Linked DNA regions of Homo sapiens: region 2 is linked to region 1. A link is a loop called in an ENCODE intact Hi-C map of the cell type or tissue named here. Cell type or tissue: OCI-LY7. All regions are shown on one strand. Links, peaks and the distances in the headings refer to the core of each region. The heading gives the core; the rest is flanking DNA. Region 1 has its middle 29 kb from the start of FOS. Region 2 overlaps JDP2 (Jun dimerization protein 2).

Region 1 (8,329 bases), core at 19-8,018:
GGAGGCTCCTATTGAAACATAATGAATCACCTGAAAGGTACATAAAAAGAGTACCCCTCGGCCAGATGCAGTGGCTCACGCCTGTAATCCCAGCACTTTGGGAGGCCGAGGCAGCGGATCACTTGAGTTCAGGAGTTTGAGACCAGCCTGGCCAACACGGTGAAACACCATCTTTACTAAAAATACAACAAATTAGCTGGGCATGATGGCAGGCGCCTGTAATCCCAGCTACTCGGGAGGCTAAGGCAGGAGAATCGCTTGAACTCGGGAGGTGGAGGTTGCAGTGAGCCGAGATTGCACCACTGCACTCCAGCCTGGGCGACATAGCAAGACTCCATCTCAAAAAAAAAAAAGTGTACCCCTTTTCACCCTCTCTCACCTGGTGCCTGTTTTTTAGGGAAAATTGACTTCAGGTAGGAAACCTAAAAACATTCTGGTCTAGTTTCTCTAGGGAGCTGCTTGTAGAATTAAAAAGTACAAGGTAGGCTGCATCAGGCAAGGCTTCATCTAGGGCTCCAGGACCCCATCTCTGTTTATCTTTAAGTAGGGCTATCCTTCACTGCCAGTGCAATTCTCAGGCTCTTCATGCAAGGTGGCGGACAGCAACTCTAGGTCTGTATGTGCTCAGGTTCAAGTCTAGTGGAAAACAGCACATGCTTGTCTCTGGGCAATCCCGGCAAAGGTCTCATTGTGTTTCACGGGGGTAATGTGCCCACCTCTGAACCAATCACTACAGCAGAGGAATTGAGCAGTGCTCTGATTGGCCAGGCCATCTATGGAGGGAGAGGTAGAGTCAACTGCGCTTAATGCACAGAGATTAGGATTGGGGAAGGGTAATTTCCTAGAGGAAAATGGGAATCCAGTTGCCAGAAGAAGCCTGAATGAGTGCTGGGTGGCAAAGCAAGAGTTCCAAACACATCAACGAAGGAAAATGTGCAGTTTCGGGGGTGACCTGATGGTGCTATTATCTCCTCAATTGATTTGCTTTTCCAAAGCTTCCTTGTAGATACGTCTCACATACAGACCTAACCTGGGGTGGAGCAAAGAAATGGCAAACTTTCCTTATGCCTAGGCTAGGCATCTGTCCATCTCTGGGGTCATCAGGACTAGTGACTTGGAATCAGGAGACTCAGGCAGGGAAGAGAAGGTGAAAGCAAAAGATTGAATATACAGAAGGCCAGGCTTAAGGTGTCAGGAAACTATACCTGTCTCCTGGGAGTGGCAGATTTGTGAATGCCTCTCAGATACACAAGACTTAAGCCTGGAATCTCAATGCCCTGGGGGCAGGCAGGTGAAGCAAATGAGTGCAGAGGGCTGCTGCACCAAACCCAAGACACGTGCCCACCTAACAGTGGCGTCTATAACCCACTATCACTATTTTTCCCCAGGAGAGTCTGTAAATCCAGAATGGATGTATGTGCATGTGCACATGTGTGCAATCTCCCTGTTTTTATTCTTATTTTATTTTGGGGGGACAGGGTCTTGCTCTGTTGCCCAGGCTGGAGTGCAATAGTGCAATCACAGCTCACTGCAGCCTCGACCCCCTGGGCTCAAGCAAGCCTCCCACTTCAGCCTCTCAAGCAGCTGGGACCACAGGCATGTGCCACCACATCTGGCTAATTTTTTCGTTTTTATTTTTGTAGAGACGGGGTTCTCCCTATGTTGCCCAGGCTGGTCTCGAACTCCTGGGCTGGTCTTGATCCTCCTGCCTCAGCCTCCCAAAGTGTTGACATTATCGGTGTGACTTAACATGCCTGGCTTCTCTGTTTTTAAATGTTGACAACTGAAGCAAATGTTAAAATACACTATGTTGTCAGGCTCGGTGGCTCGTGCCTGTAGTCCCAGCAACTCAGGAAGCTGAGGTGGGAGGATCACTTGAGTCTGGGAGCTCGAGGCTGCAGTGAGCCACGGTCCCACCACTGCACGGACCTCCCCAACCCCCAAGTTTGTGACATCTGATAGAGCCATATAGCCACAGAGCAAATGGAAGACCCTTCTCGATTAGTACAATATTAAATCTGTGTGCTAATCTATGCCCAAATCAACAATTACCCAATGACAGCCCACTGCCCAAAGTTCAGCCCTTTCATCTACCTTATCTAACTAAAAGCTGAAAAATACCACGTGGGCCATGAAAGGTGAGGGAACATCACTGTGAGAACTGTACTTCCATTTCCTGGCGGGGGTGTGGTTAAATTCACAACTTTGGTGTGATACTAACCGTCGGAGGGTTTTACATTCGATTTCCTGTTTCCTTTTCTTAATAAAGAAAGGAAAAGTGGGCCCCCGCAGCAACGGTAAGCTGAGTTCCATAGGAAGACACCACGGGGGTTCCAACTTGGCCACAAGCAAAAACAAAACGTAACCCTGAAACCTGGTAAATAGCAATATGCAGAAAACTGTGGGCCATGTGGTTGCTTAGGGGTGTTTTGATCATCTTGTGCAGCAATTTTCCACCTTAAAGTCATCAGACTAGTGGCTATGTCCTTTATTTTCGAGTTGCTGGAACCATTTCCCACGAAAGATTTAGAATATAATAACGGTGATAATAACTATGGTAGTTCTCATGTGCCAGGGACAGTGAGAGGTGCCTCACATGCCTCTAATTCTGGGGTAAACGCTCCAAGAATGATTCCCATTTTACAGATGAGGAAACTGAGGTTTGGAGGAGTTAAGATAATTTGTCCAAGTTACTTTAACTGACGGAGATGGGGTTTCATTCTTTCTTTCATTCATTAAATATTTATAGGTCGCCTATTTATTAGGCTAGACACTACAGAAAGATTGAGGGTTGAAGGCAGCTGAGCTCAGAATGAATCCCACTTGCTGAAAATAACCTCTGTGGAGAAGCCACATTTGGAATATTTATTTTGAGTTTTCTTCCTTTCTTTTTAGAGACAGGGTCTTGCTCTGTTGCATAGCAGTGATAAAATCATAGCTCACTGCAGCCCCAAACTCCTGGCCTCAAGTGATCCTCCTGCCTGTGCCTCCGCCTCCCGAAGTGCTGGGATTACAGGCATGAGCCACGGCATTCGGTTTTCTTTTATTTCTTCAGACTTTAACATTTTTATTGCATTTTATCTTTTCCCCTGGTGCTCCTCAGCAGGATCTAGACTCTTACTGAGCACAGTTCTATGCTGAGTGCTGGAAGGAATACAAAGCTGTATGAAGGCCGGGCACGGTGGCTCACACCTGTAATCCAGCCCTTTGGGAGGCCGAGGCAGGCGGATCACCTGAGGTCAGGAGTTCGAGACCAGCCTGGCCAACATGGTGAAACCATGTCTCTACTAAAAATACAAAAAAAACAAACAAACAAAAATTAGCTGGACGTGGTGGTGGGTGCCTGTAATCCCAGCTACTTGGGAGGTTGAGGCAGGAGAATCGCTTGGACCCAGGAGGTGGAGGTTGCAGTAAGCTGAGATTGTACCACTCACTCCAGCCTGGGCGACAAGAGTGAGACTCCGTCTCAAAAAAAAAAACAAAAAACAAAAAACAAAAAGCCGCATGAAAAGCTGATCCTGACTTCTGGGAGCTTGTAATTCAGTTTGGGAGACAAAGCCTATGCAATAAAACATTTAAATAATAACACAAAATAATGCATAATTAAGTGCCAAAGTAAATGGTCCAGGTGAAAAAGTTCAGAGGGATGAGAGGCTACTTTAGGCTGACACGGGTGGGGCACTGGAACAGAGGAGGCAGGTCTTTGAGGGACAGGCAGAGTAAAGAGGACATGCTCAGCTGGTATGCAGGAGAAAAGGGACAAAGCACGGCATAAACGAAAGTGTAGAAAGAGGAGGAATATGCTGATGCAGTATGATCTGGTGCATAAACTCTCAGTTTCAGCAGTTACATGGTCCTGGGTGTGAATCCAGCCTCAGCACCTTTCTACCTGAGTGGCCCTACATCAATTATTTTACTTGTATTAAGCCTCAGTTTCCTGATCTGCAAAGTGGGCATAAAGAATGAAACCATGCAAAACAAAGCAGCATCTGGCACAGGGCCAGGCCTCAGTGGCAGCTACTGCTATTATTATGATCTCTTTGCAGGGGGAACCCTTGCAGCTGTTCCACCTGAATAGTGGAGAGAGGTGTGTGGCCACGCTGAAACCTGAAACCATAACGTAAGAGCCCAAGGGAGACTGGAAACTCTACAGCCATGAACTAAAAGCAGCGTGTGTCAGCCGCAGAATCGGATAACACAACCAAACCACAAATGTGCCTGCCGCTCAGGCTTTAAAGTTCTACAGCAGAGCAGGACCCACTGTGACTTACTTTGTGTGATGGAGTCAAACCACATTTTTTTTCTTCTTTTTCTCATCAGACTTCACAGGAAATATACGTCTTTGTTCAGATTTGAGATAAGGTACCCCTTCACCTTGACTCTCCTTTGCGGCATGAACTCACCCATTAAGTTGCTCACTTTCTATCCTAGGCCCATATCATCAGCCACTTATATTTAGTAGGCATGTGGGTTTGTATTGCTCTTATGTTAGAGGTGGAATCAAAGCTTTATCTATTAAGACATGGTTTGTAGTCAGACTGAGATGACAATCTAAAAAAAGGAGGTGAGAGTCTCCCGGAGGATACAACCAAGTGGGGTGGATTCTGTTGAAGGTTGTTTATTTTGCCATCAGTAATCCCCTACAATGCTGTTGCTCAATAATTATTTTAGGTCTCATGACTTTCAACCTAACCTCTGTGCCCACAGAGAGAATCTATACTGAGGTGTTGACATGATTTCTTTGCAGCTGTTACAAATTAATAGCCTTGGCTCCCTTCGCATGTTGAACCATTAAAATTGTGAAGACAATTGGCATTAAGGTATTTCTCAAAGACCCCTCACCCAGTCTAATGGGACCTCTGTCCCGTTCCAGGAGTGCCTATTCCTAGATTTCTTTTTTATTTATTTTATTTATTTTTTGGTTTTTCCTTTTAAGCCCAAATCTCCCCATATAGGACTAACCTACGGGCCGACACGGTGGCTCACACCTGTAATCCTAGCACTTTGGGAGGCCGAGGCAGGCAAATCACCTGAGGCCAGGAGCTCGAGGCCAGCCTGGCCAACATGGCGAAACCCCATCTCTACTAAAAATACAAAAATTAGCCAGGCATGGTGGTGCACACCTGTAATCCCAGCTACTTGGAAGGCTTAGACAGGAGAATGGTTGAACCCAGGAGGTGGAGGTTGCAGTGAGCCGAGATCATGCCACTGTACTCCAGCCTGGATGACAGAGCAAGACTCCATCTCAAAAGAAAAAAAAAAGGACTAACCTAAGAATTGATGGTAGGAGGGCATGGAAGGAGGAGTACAAACAATAGCCCAGTAGGTTGTAGCTTATAGCCAGCGTTCAATAAACTTATCTCAGTATACTGAGAAGGAAGGAAGCAAATATATAATAAACCACCACCACGTTAATGCCTACTGTTTGTCAAGCATTTGCCATCCACACACCTTATCTTGTTGTCCTCCAACAACAGTATAAGGAAGGTAGTATTGGTGTGCCCATTTTGCAGAGAAGGAAACTGAGGCACAGAAAGATTAACTCGTAAGATAAATAGTTTGCAATGAGTAGCAGAGCAGGGATTTGAACCCAGGGAGTCGAGCTCCAGGGCTGGTGTTGTCAAATGCTACTAAGATATGTGTATTTTATCAGGAGGAAGCAGAGGGAGAAGAGGCACTGTAAAGAAATAGAAGGGTGTCTTGGGAGCTTAAGCTTTGGCCTATAGCACGATGCTGTCCCAGTCACAAACAGAGCCCCAGCCCAGATGGACAAGGCCACATCCTGACAAATACCCAGAAGTAAGACAGTCACAGTTTTGTACCCACTCTCTGTCCCCATCCTTTGCTGTTCTTGTGGGGCCAGCCAGGTTCCAGCTGAGTTGTAAACTTGTAGTATGGCTCTAGCTAGCCTAAGGGATTAGTGGAGCCATCTCTGGCTCATTGAGCTCCAGAGTGGCCAGTGAGAGCCTGGAAGTTGGATCAGATGACACTTCTGGAGGCATGGGCTATGGTCCCAAGGGTCCCCAGTAACTGGACAAGGGCCTTGGATCCCCAGCCTAATATGGAAGCGTCTCAAGACCCTTCTCTGGTCTTGTGTCTTCACTGACCCTGAGGAAAGGGCCTCCATTTTGCTTTAGATAGTTTAGCACAGTCTGGGAAGTCAGCCATTTCTGAGTTTGAATCTCATTTATTGCCTGTGCTGAGTTGGGAAAGTTAACTTCTCTATGCCTCTACTGCTTTTTTAAAAAACTAAAAATATAGAAGGCTGGACGCAGGGGCTCACACCTGTAATCCCAGCACTTCGGGAGGCCAAGGTGGGTGGATCATGAGGTCAAGAGATTGAGACCATGCTGGCCAACACGGTGAAACCCCGTCCCTACTAAAAATACAAAAAAATTAGCTGGATGTGGTGGCAGGCACCTGTAGTCCCAGCTACTTGGGAGGCTGAAGCAGGAGAATTGCTTGAAGTGGGAGGTGGGGGTTGCAGTGAGCTGAGGTTGCGCCACTGCACTCCAGCCTGGTGACAGAGCGAGACTCAGTCTCAAAAAAAAAAAAAAAAAAATACACACACACACACACACACACATATATATATATATATATACTGGGTCTTGCCATGTTGCCCAGGCTGCTCTTGAACCCCTGGCCTCGAGCAATCTCTGTGCTTCCATATCTTCATCTGTCAAAGGGGATAGTATAAGAACCTACCTCACAGGGTTGTTTTAAGGACAAAGTAAACGAATTCCTATCAGTCACATAAAGCACACTTGGCACTCAGTAAACGTGGGTGATGGTAATGAACTACACCTTGCTTCCGTTTAAGAAGTCATTCTAACTGTCTCAAGCCCCACAATGCACATTATCTCATCCGGGTAGGGAGCGGCCCCAGGAACAAAGCCTATGGCTTTGCCAGGCCCTGCAGCCATGTGCTCAGGTCTCTCCTGGAGAGGAAATGGTTTCATTATTCAGCTGTCTAGGTCATGGCCACTTTCTTCAGGGCAGGGCTGTCTGTGGCCTTGCCTGCTCGACATGCTTGGTTATGCCCAGCATGCCAGCCTGGCTCTGCCGGCCCCCAGCGTGTGAAGGAGCACAGAGAGGCATAAGCCTGCCTGCCGGGAAGAATGCTCATTCATGACAGGTCCATAGCGTCATAATGCTAGGCCTTGTTCTTGCCCCTGGAGCAGGTGAGGAGCCCATGGAAGCTAGTGCACTTCTGAAGATCCTTTCGTTGATCTGGCTGGATGACCATGACTGTGACCTTCAGCCAGGAAATCCCTGCATTCAAGGGAAGGCTGCCCCAGGGTCCAGGGCAAGGGCAATGTTTAGGCTAGTAGAAAGGCCCTTTCTGGCTGGGTGCGGTGGCTCACACCTGTAATCCCAACATTTTGGGAGGCTAAGGCGGGCCATCGCTTGAGCCCAAGAGTTTGAGACCAGCCTGGGCAACATGGTGAAACCCCATCTCTACAAAAAATACAAAAATTGGCCTGGTGTGGTGGTGGGGGCTTGTAGTCCCAGCTATTCAGGAGGATGAGGAGGGAGGATCACTTGAGCCTGGGAGGTCAAGGCTGCTGTGAGCTAGGATAAAGTCACTGCATTTCAGTGACTGCATTTCAGTGATTTTCAGCCTGGGAAAGACAGCGAGACCCTGTCTCAGAAAAAAGAAAGGCCCTTTCCAAAGTTGACTTGGGAGCCTCAGAAGGGAAGCATAGAGATGACAGGGCGGGTCTGGGGTGCTGTGTCTGTGTCTGCTGTCTAAGGCATCTAGCCACCGGCACAGCAGGGCTCTCCAGGAACATCGCTACCATTCTGGTTCTGAGATGTGTTCCAGAGGTTCTGGTTCCGCTTCCGTATGGGTTCCAGACTTCCTTCCGTTGAATCCTAGCACTGTCATTTATCAACTGTGTGACCTTTGAAAATCTCCTTAACCTCTCTGCCTCCATTTCTCATCTGTAAGAGGGGATGACAATAATCTACTCACCTACTCACCTCTTTATGTTGTTTTGAGGCTTAAATGAGTTTTTACAAAAATGCTTAGAACAGTGCCTGGCATGTAGTAGCATAAATATTTGCTGTTATTTTTCACATGCTAGAGATTTTAGTTCTGGATGGAGGCTCATCTAAGTAAGGGGGCAAATCCAGAGTTCTAGACTAAGTCTATTTGACCTTGAAGTCTGTTTTCCTTGAAAGCTACCACCTTGTATAAAAAGAACCCCTAATTTGTATGCTTTAGGAGAGACCATATTTCAATTTTGGGGACACCAGTCCTTCAAGGTACAGCACAGTTGCCTGACCTCAGAATTTTTTTTTTTTTTTTTTTTTTGAGACAGAG
Region 2 (8,329 bases), core at 250-8,249, 220 kb after region 1:
AGCCTCACCTGTCTACAGAGGAGATAACTGAGGCTCAGAGAAGTTAAGAAACTTGCTTCTAGACTCAGATTCTGAACCCACAAGCTTTCCAGAGCTACAGGCTGGCTCTCAACCCACCTTCTCACTTTCTACCCTACTAAGTCCTAAAGCGAGCTATGATCACAGTGGAGTAGTTTTCCCTTCTAAACCCATCCTAAGCTTTCCCATGCCTGGGTCTTTGTTCACTCAGGGTTCTCCACCCGCAAGTCCCTCCTTCCCCTTCTCAACCCAGCCTGAGTCAACCCATCTTTCATGCCCAAGGTCAGACCCGCTCTTTAGCCCTCTCTAAGGTCTTCTGAACCCTGGGTGGCTGTTGGTCACACAGTAGTAAGCTCTGCCTTGTTGCACAGATTGCTTCTTCCCCTTACAGTGGAAAGGCCACAAGAGCCAGTTGGGGGCTCATGGCTCTTGGATTCCCCAGGGCATTCACTGTACATAGCAGGGCCTCAGCAAACACTCACAGATGGGTGGGTTACCCTGACACCCCTTGAGGCAGGGGCTCAGGAGAGTTTGAAGATGGAACTAAGCCCTTGGGCTGGGGAGACCGTGATGGTCAGAGGGTTTGTGAGAAGTTCCCAAGGTCACCAGAGAGTCACCAGTGAGCAGGGGGCTGACATTGGCACCTAACTGCCCCAGCCCGAGGGCTCACAGGCTTCCATGGATTCACGAGGGGTCTCTCCTGGCCCTCCGAGATGCGCCTCTCTTGGAATTCTCAGAACAGAGGACCAGGCCAGCTTCCCAGTCACGTCCCAGCCTGTGGAACCAAAAACCACCAGAGCTGGTTTTTAATATTTTCCCCGAGCATTTTTTTTTCCTTTAGTGAGGCTGTTTTCTCTCAGCGTCTGGTCACGAGGCCTGCCCGTCTCAGAGTTCCCGGGCACTCATGCTGCCACCTCAGAGATGAGCCAAGGAACAGTTCGGTCAGACCAGCTGTGGGAGGAAGACGGGACCCCTGGAGGGAGAGGGTTGGGCCCACTGAGGGTTCTGGGGACCCCCTGGGGAGGCCGCTCCACCTGTACCCTGCCAGGAGGACTGGCAGGCTTATGGGCTTACGGGCCCTCTGGTTGTCACATACGCAGTTGCAACTACTGCTTGCTCTTTGACTGATACAAGTTGCTCAATCTCTTACGCTATCGCCATTTTGGACTAAATACTTGTGGGGCTGGCCTGTGCATTGAAGGGTGTTTAGAGCATCTCTGGCATCTACCTGCTAGATGCTGGTAGCACAGCTCCCTCTGAGTTGTGACAATCAAAAATGTCTGCAGACATTGCCAAATGTCTCCTGGGAGGCAAAAATCAGTCCTAGTTGAGAACCACTGGTCTGAAACTTTGCTGGCCCTCGAATAAATGCCAAGTCTCAAAGTTTTCAGACATAATCCAAGAAAAATCATTCAGATGCTGTTTTACTGTTCAATCCCCCAAGCCTTGAATCGATATGCCCATCTCCCATCTACACGATGGACATGTAACCCTCGCCACCTCCCGAATCAAATCGTCAACATTCCTTCCTTCCCCTGGAACCTCTCCAGCTGAGCCGGAAGTTCCCTGGAAATCTCACTCAAGGTCTATTGGAAACCTCATTTGGGATCCAGCAGGATGACTGCTGATTCCCTGTCTGTGGGCAAAGCTTCCAGATTATAGGGATAAGGAAGAGGCTATTGAAATAATTATAGACTAATAGCTAGGAAGCACATGTTTTAGGAGGAATGACATGACTACACTACACTCACTGATCCCACCGGCCAAGATATCTCCCACATGTGTCTGTCACACATCAAAGCACGTTGCCGTTACACTGCCATCTGGGTCCCCTCTTGGGCCCCCCCATGCTTGCTCCGTAGACCTGCTCTAGGTCCACCTGGCCTCCTTTCTTTGCCCACCCTTTCTTTCTTGTGCAAAGGCCCTGAGGCGGCAGAGTATTTGGCATATTTGAGCAACAGCAAGGTGGTCACTGAAGCTGGGGTGGATTGAGGGAGGGGAGAGAGGTGGGACGTGAGTCTGGCTGGCCCTAGAATATAACCTGGACATGACACAGGCCAGTGTCACCGCTGTGGCAGGCACTGCCTGCAGAAAGTCAGTTAGCCAGGGGCTCAGTAGCAGGGTCTGTGCTTCTTCCTGCAGAAAACAGGCCAGTGCCAGCCCAGCGTGCCCTGTGCCTAACCACAGGCAGAGCCTCTCCCCAGAGCCAGTCCCCGTGAAACTCACAGCGTGCTTCTGTGTTGGTATACAGGAATCCGAGCGGCTGGAACTCATGAACGCAGAGCTGAAGACCCAGATTGAGGAGCTGAAGCAGGAGCGGCAGCAGCTCATCCTGATGCTGAACCGACACCGCCCCACCTGCATCGTCCGGACCGACAGTGTCAAGACCCCCGAGTCAGAAGGCAACCCACTGCTCGAGCAGCTCGAGAAGAAGTGACCATGGGCTGGGAGGAGGTGGAGGAGGAGGAAGAGGAGAAGGAAAAGTGACGAAGAGAGAGGAGGAGGGGGGCCCCAGATGGCCCTTCCTTTGGTGCATGAAAAACTGTACAATGAGGTTCAGCACAGCCAGCATCAGCCGAGCTTTTTTGTGAAACTCAGATCAGCCACCCAGGAGGAAGAGCGGGCTGAGGAAACCCAGAGGGACCAAGCGCTGAGACCAAAGTTGACCCTCGGGTAGGGTTGTCCTGCCTGGGGCCCCACTTGAAGGAGGCAGGACAGAGGCACCGAGGCCAGGGAGACGCCCAACGAGGCAGCCCTGGGCTCTTCTCTGGCCTCTTCACCAGGGCACCCATCCAAGGAACCTCCGAACAGCCAGGAAAAGCCATGAGTTGCAACCAAAACGCGGCTGAGGATGGAACTCAGAATGAAACTGCAACCCACCTGCCCCCAGCCCTGCCCCTCGCCCTGATGCGAAGCTGGAGAGGGGCGTGCTGCGGGGCCCTGATGCCCCCACCCACCTCGGTCCAGCGCGGCCCTGCCCAGGAGGCGGCAGCCGGGCGCACCCTCGCCAGCCCTGCTGGAGTTTGCTGTGGGCACTGAGGCGCGGGCGCCCTTCCAAAGCACATACTCACCGAATGTTTACAGACTGGCTGTCCTGGCAGGGCTTTCAACTGCACATGTTTTTTATACTTTCCTTTTTTTTTTTTTTTTTAATATTTTTTACAAAAAAAAAGATTTTATACAAGCAATATATATATGGATTTCTATAATCACTCGATGTGATACAGTATAAATATGCTATGGTTTGTTTGTTATGAACAGATAGCCACCAGTTACGGCCGTTGTGTGTAACTCCTAAGTACTGTAGTCTCTGGGTGTCGGGGGTGGCCAGGGCGGGGGCGGGGTGCATTTCCATCCTTGTAAACCCTTCATAGTACTCAGTCCTGTATCGCTCAGTAAACATTGCTCTTACTTACATAGCCGCCTTGCGTGGTGTCTGCCTGGGGAATGGGTGCAAGGCCCTCTCAGGGTCGGAGACTGTTTGGAGCCTCTGCTATAGGCCTGTTCATTTTCACAACAGCTCTCCTATTTCACAGATGAGGAAGCTAAGGCTCAGAGACATTAAGCCACCTGCAGTTACTATTTTGAGAGCAGTCAGAGTGTTCGCTCACTCTGCAGATGTTTTCTGAGGGCCTGTTGTGTGTGCCAGGCCCTGAGAATTCACTGGAGGATGAAACAGACCTAAGTCTTGCCCTTGTGGGGCCTCCAGTAAGGAGTGAATCCTGTGCTTGCTCCATAAGTTGTCTCATTTCGTCTTCATGGCAGCCTTGCCAGGGAACAGCACTTGTCCCCAATTCACAGATGGCGAATTAGAGGTCCAGGGAATTAAACTCGCAGACACCATTTGTTGAAGACTTATTTTGTGACAAGCAGACATAGTCTCTTCCCTTCTCACAAGAGCACAAACTAGGCACGATTCTTCTCATTTTACAGATGGTTTAACTGAGGCTCAGAGAAGGTAAGCGACTTATCCAAGGTAACCCAGCTAGCAAGGGATAGAGCTGGTGTTTGAACTCTCCCTCCAGAGGCCTGTGACTCTCCTCCTGTCACCAACCCACTATGATTGTCCTCATGGTTGAATAGGAAGCTTATGAGGCCACAGTTATAGATTTAGTTTCTGGGAAGGCTGGATAGAGTTCCAGGTTGTCCCATGATCACAGAGTGAACCAACTACCCTGGTCAATGTGTGTCTGACCCAGGGAAGGGTGTGGATGGCTTCTCTGCCCCCTCACCTCGACAGCTGAATCCCTGCCACCCAGGGCCGGAGCAGCTCAGTGGCATTCACTCAGTGCCTGCTGTGTACCTGGCACTCGGCAGTTCTCAAGGCATGTCACGCATGAGGAAGGCGGGAGAGGTGTTTTTAGCTTCCTTGTATACTGAAGCTTGCAAAGGCTACAGTTTACCCAACTAAACTTGACTCCTGCATTCTAATCATGTGTTCTTTCTCCTCCATCCCTGGACTTAGGATAACTAGTTGCTGGTGATGACTTCGTGTCAAGAACAGCAGTGAACCTGGGTTGCTTCCCAAATTGTGGACGAGGCCTTCTGGGATGGGCAGAAGTGGAGAATGGTGATTAACACACCTGTGATCCCTCCCTCGCTCACTCCTCTCAGTTTCCCTCCACCCAACACACTTGGTGTGGACTCCCCTGCACCCCGCCCTAGAAACAGGACCTGGTCCTCTCACTGTCAGCTGTGGCAGAAGGTTGTGGCAGCGGGTTGCCTTCTGTCTCGGGGGTCTTGAGGCTGTCGGTCCGGACGATGCAGGTGAGGCAGTGTCAGTTCTGCATCAGGAACCCCTCGCGCTGTAATCCTTTGATATTTTTCAAGCCATGAGAAAAATGAAGTGGACTTACCAGGGTCCCTCCAGTGACCTAGTGGATGTTCTTACAGGACTGCCGTGTGCCACTGGCTGTGGCTTCCCTGGTCCTGTGCTTGGCCACCGGGAGCTGGCATCTCCAAAATAGAGCCTCCTTAGCCTGTGCAGGTGGGCTGTCTTCCAAAGTCACCACACCAGTGACTTGTGCTGTGCGGAGCCTTCCTCACCAGGACCACTGGCTGCTCCTGTGGCTAGAAGTCACAATTATAGGCTTCATTGCAAGAGCCAGCATTTGAGTTTCTTCTGGGCACCTGCCACTGTGCATGTGTGACCTCAACTGCTTTGTGCACCCTGACTGGGGGGTAGGTGCTAGCGTTCCAACATTACAGATGAGAAAACCGAGGCACACAGAAGAGGTAACCTGCCCAAGGTCACAGGTGTTAGGTGGCAGAGCCAAGATGTTATTGTCAGTCTGACTTCAGGTGCATAAAACCTGAGGCTGAGCCTCCCCATGAGAGGAAAAATGTGTTTGTGGTGTGACCTCAGTTGCCAGGGAACTTGTGCAGGAAGCCGGGAGAGATGGCACAGACCCACCTGTGCTCACAGTACATGTTAAGAATTCCCAAGTCTCAGGCAAACCATCTCCAAGGGTGTTCACAGAAGACACACCTTAAAGGCAAACGGGTTCATGATGTAATCTTCTATTGACTAGCTGTGAACCTCATTTTTCTTATCTGTGAAGTGGGAACAGTAATAATCCAAGTCTTTTTATGGAGTTATCAAGATCAAAAAAGGAATGGATATACAAAGTGTTTTGTGAAATAAAAGCTCCCTAAAATGGTAATTATTTTGTCCTCTGTTAGTGTCGGTAGTTATTGATATCTACATAGTACAGGTTATTTAAATATGTTTTATTCTGTAAAGATGGGCTGCCAAGTTTGTGTTCTGACCCTGTACGTGGTCCCTATGGTGTGATGAATGCCTGGGATCGCAGACTCCTGGATCTGTTCAGCTCCTGACTGGTCACAACCAGCCATGCTGGATGCATCATTCCCTCCCTGGGCCTCAGTGTGCCCTCCTGCCAGGTGGTCACACATAAGACCTGTGCCACCTCTGCCCAGGGTTCCTATGAGAATCAATCGAGTTGATGAATGCAACCATGGCCTGAGAAAGACAAGACGCTTTAGCTATCAGATGGGCAGAAACAAGTATGTGTTGGTAAGAATATGGATTAAAGGTTGGGAGGCCAAGATGGGTGGATCATGAGGTCAGAAGATTGAGACCACCCTGGATAACACGGTGAAACCCTGTCTCTACTAATAATACAAAAAATTAGCCGGGCATGGTGGCACGTGCCTGTAGTCCCAGCTACTCGGGAGGCTGAGGCAGGAGAATCACTTGGACCTGGGAGGTGGAGGTTGCAGTGAGCCAAGATTGCGCCACTGCACTCCAGCCTGGGTGACAGAGCGAGACTCCATCTCAAAAAAAACAAAACAAAAAAAATGTGGATTAAAGGAAACTTAGATATGCTGCCAGTGAGAAACTGTGCAAAGCAATTTGGAAATAACCAGTAAAACTAAAGCTAAACGCATCCTTTGACCTAGCAGTTTTCCTCCTAGTCTTGGGAGGAACTCTAGCACAGGGGCAAAAGGAAATGTACAAGAATGTTCACTGATGGCTTTGTTTGTATTTTTAAAAAGTTGAAAACAACCTAAATGATGATCAGCATAAGAACAAATAAATTGTGGTATTTTCCTAAAATTGAATATTACTCAACAGGTAAAAAAGAATGAACCAGAGCTATATGTATCAATATGGATAAATCTCAGAAACCTACTGTTGAGATGGAGGGTAGGGGAGTGAACTGCGGAAGGATACCACTTATGTCATATTTCTAACTAAATGTATACGTTGATACTTTATTGTTTATGGCTACACACACATCTGGGTAATAGAGGTATAAAAGCCTGCACAAGAATGCTGTCAATATCACAATCAGTCATAGGGAGTGCTCCTGGGAGGGCCGCGGAGAGGAGGGAACTAGGGATGCCACTGCAAGGGTAAGTAGGACGCTGGACTTCAACTTCAACTATACACATAACATTTCATTTATTTTTTTAAAATCCCCATCAAATGTAGAATGACAGGATTTTTCAGAGGTGGGTGATGTGTGCACAGATGTGGGCTATCTTCTCCACACTCCTCTGTATATTTGATATTCTTTGCAATAAAAGAGAACAAGCCACAATACAAATAGGAGGTTTTGTTTTTATTATTGCCTTAGCAAACTCAGGAAATAAAAACAAATCTGAAATTACAATGGGATTGCAGCATATGCTCTTTGAATTTATGCAAATTTAATTATATGCCTGAAGGGAGAGAGAGAGACAATTCAAAGGGTGGAAAGAGGTTAGCTGGTTGAGCCCTGCGGGAGGGTGCCCCGGGGTGAGGACACCTTGAGGAATGTTGTTCTGCTCTACACTCAGTGGATCCTGGTCCCTGCTCTCTACGGGAGGGGCAATTAAGGCGTGTTCAAGGTTCATCTGGACTCTAGACTTCTTCCTTACATGCTGACTTTTCAATCCAAGCCCTGCTCGAAAGCCAACTGTACTGCGCCTACAAGTGGAGCTCTGGACTGGAAGGCAAGCAGAGGGGAAGCCTTTGAAGATGGGAACCCAGTTTTGACAGGTATATTCGTTTTCTGTTGCTGCCATAATAAACTATCACAGATTTAATCCCTTAAAACAACACAGATTTTGTCTTGCATTTCTGGATGTCCAAAGCCCAAAATGCTTCTTACTGGGCTAGAATCAAGGTGTTGGCAGGACTGCTTTCTTTTTGGAGGTTCTCGGGGAAAATCTACTTTCTTGCTTTTTCCAGGTTTTGGAGGCTGCCCGCATTCTACCTTCAAAGCCAGCAATGGCCACACATCTTTCTCACCCATTGCTATGACGCTGACTCCCTGCCTCCCTCTTCCCAACCTTCTCCATCCTTTTTTTTTTTTTTTTTTTTTTTGAGACAGAGTTTCGCTCTTGTTGCCCAGGCTGGACTGCGATGGCACGATCTCGGCTTACTGCAAACTCCGCCCCCCGGGTTCAAGGGATTCTCCTGCCTCAGCCTCCCAAGTAGCTGGGATTACAGGTGCCCCTCATCACAAACCGCTAATTCTTTGTATTTTTTAGTAGAGATGGGGTTTCACCATGTTGGCCAGACTGGTCTCAAACTCCTGACCTCAGGTGATCCACCCGCCTCGGCCTCCCAAAGTGCTGGGATTACAGGCGTGAGACACCGTGCCCAACCTTCCCTATTCCATCTTTTAAGGGCCCTTGTGACAACATTGGGTCTACCCCGATAATCCAGATAATCTCCTTATTTTAACGTGTGCTCATTAGCAACCCTAATTCCACCTGCAACCTTAATTCCCCCTGGCCACGTGACATATTCACAGGTTCCAGGGATTAGAAGGTGGACATCTTGGAGAGCAGATGATTC

Evidence for each region. Peaks named below come from ENCODE experiments on the same cell type or tissue, not always from the same donor. Only the 100,000 strongest peaks of a DNase experiment are listed, where the experiment ranks them.
Region 2: a loop joins it to region 1, with 7 times the contacts of the local background. A loop is called at or near these places in 2 of 110 quality-filtered maps.

Annotation. Positions count from the first base shown.
Region 1 is chr14:75,245,485-75,253,813 of GRCh38, forward strand. No RefSeq gene overlaps it. Among named protein-coding and RNA genes, the nearest start is that of FOS, 29 kb to the right of the region's middle. RefSeq lists enhancers at 4,274-4,443, 4,644-4,763. In OCI-LY7, for the core only: no CTCF peak of the experiment used is centred there; DNase peaks (open chromatin) are centred at 2,207, 4,137 and 4,707; H3K4me3 peaks cover 2,429 bases; H3K27ac peaks cover 4,002 bases.
Region 2 is chr14:75,467,021-75,475,349 of GRCh38, forward strand. JDP2 (Jun dimerization protein 2) reads left to right here. Exons shown (of 4, transcript NM_001135048.2): 4 at 2,270-7,087. The coding sequence ends at 2,455. Among named protein-coding and RNA genes, the nearest start is that of JDP2, 43 kb to the left of the region's middle. RefSeq lists an enhancer at 7,294-7,795. In OCI-LY7, for the core only: no CTCF peak of the experiment used is centred there; DNase peaks (open chromatin) are centred at 393, 1,832, 3,061 and 3,591; H3K4me3 peaks cover 3,138 bases; H3K27ac peaks cover 5,312 bases.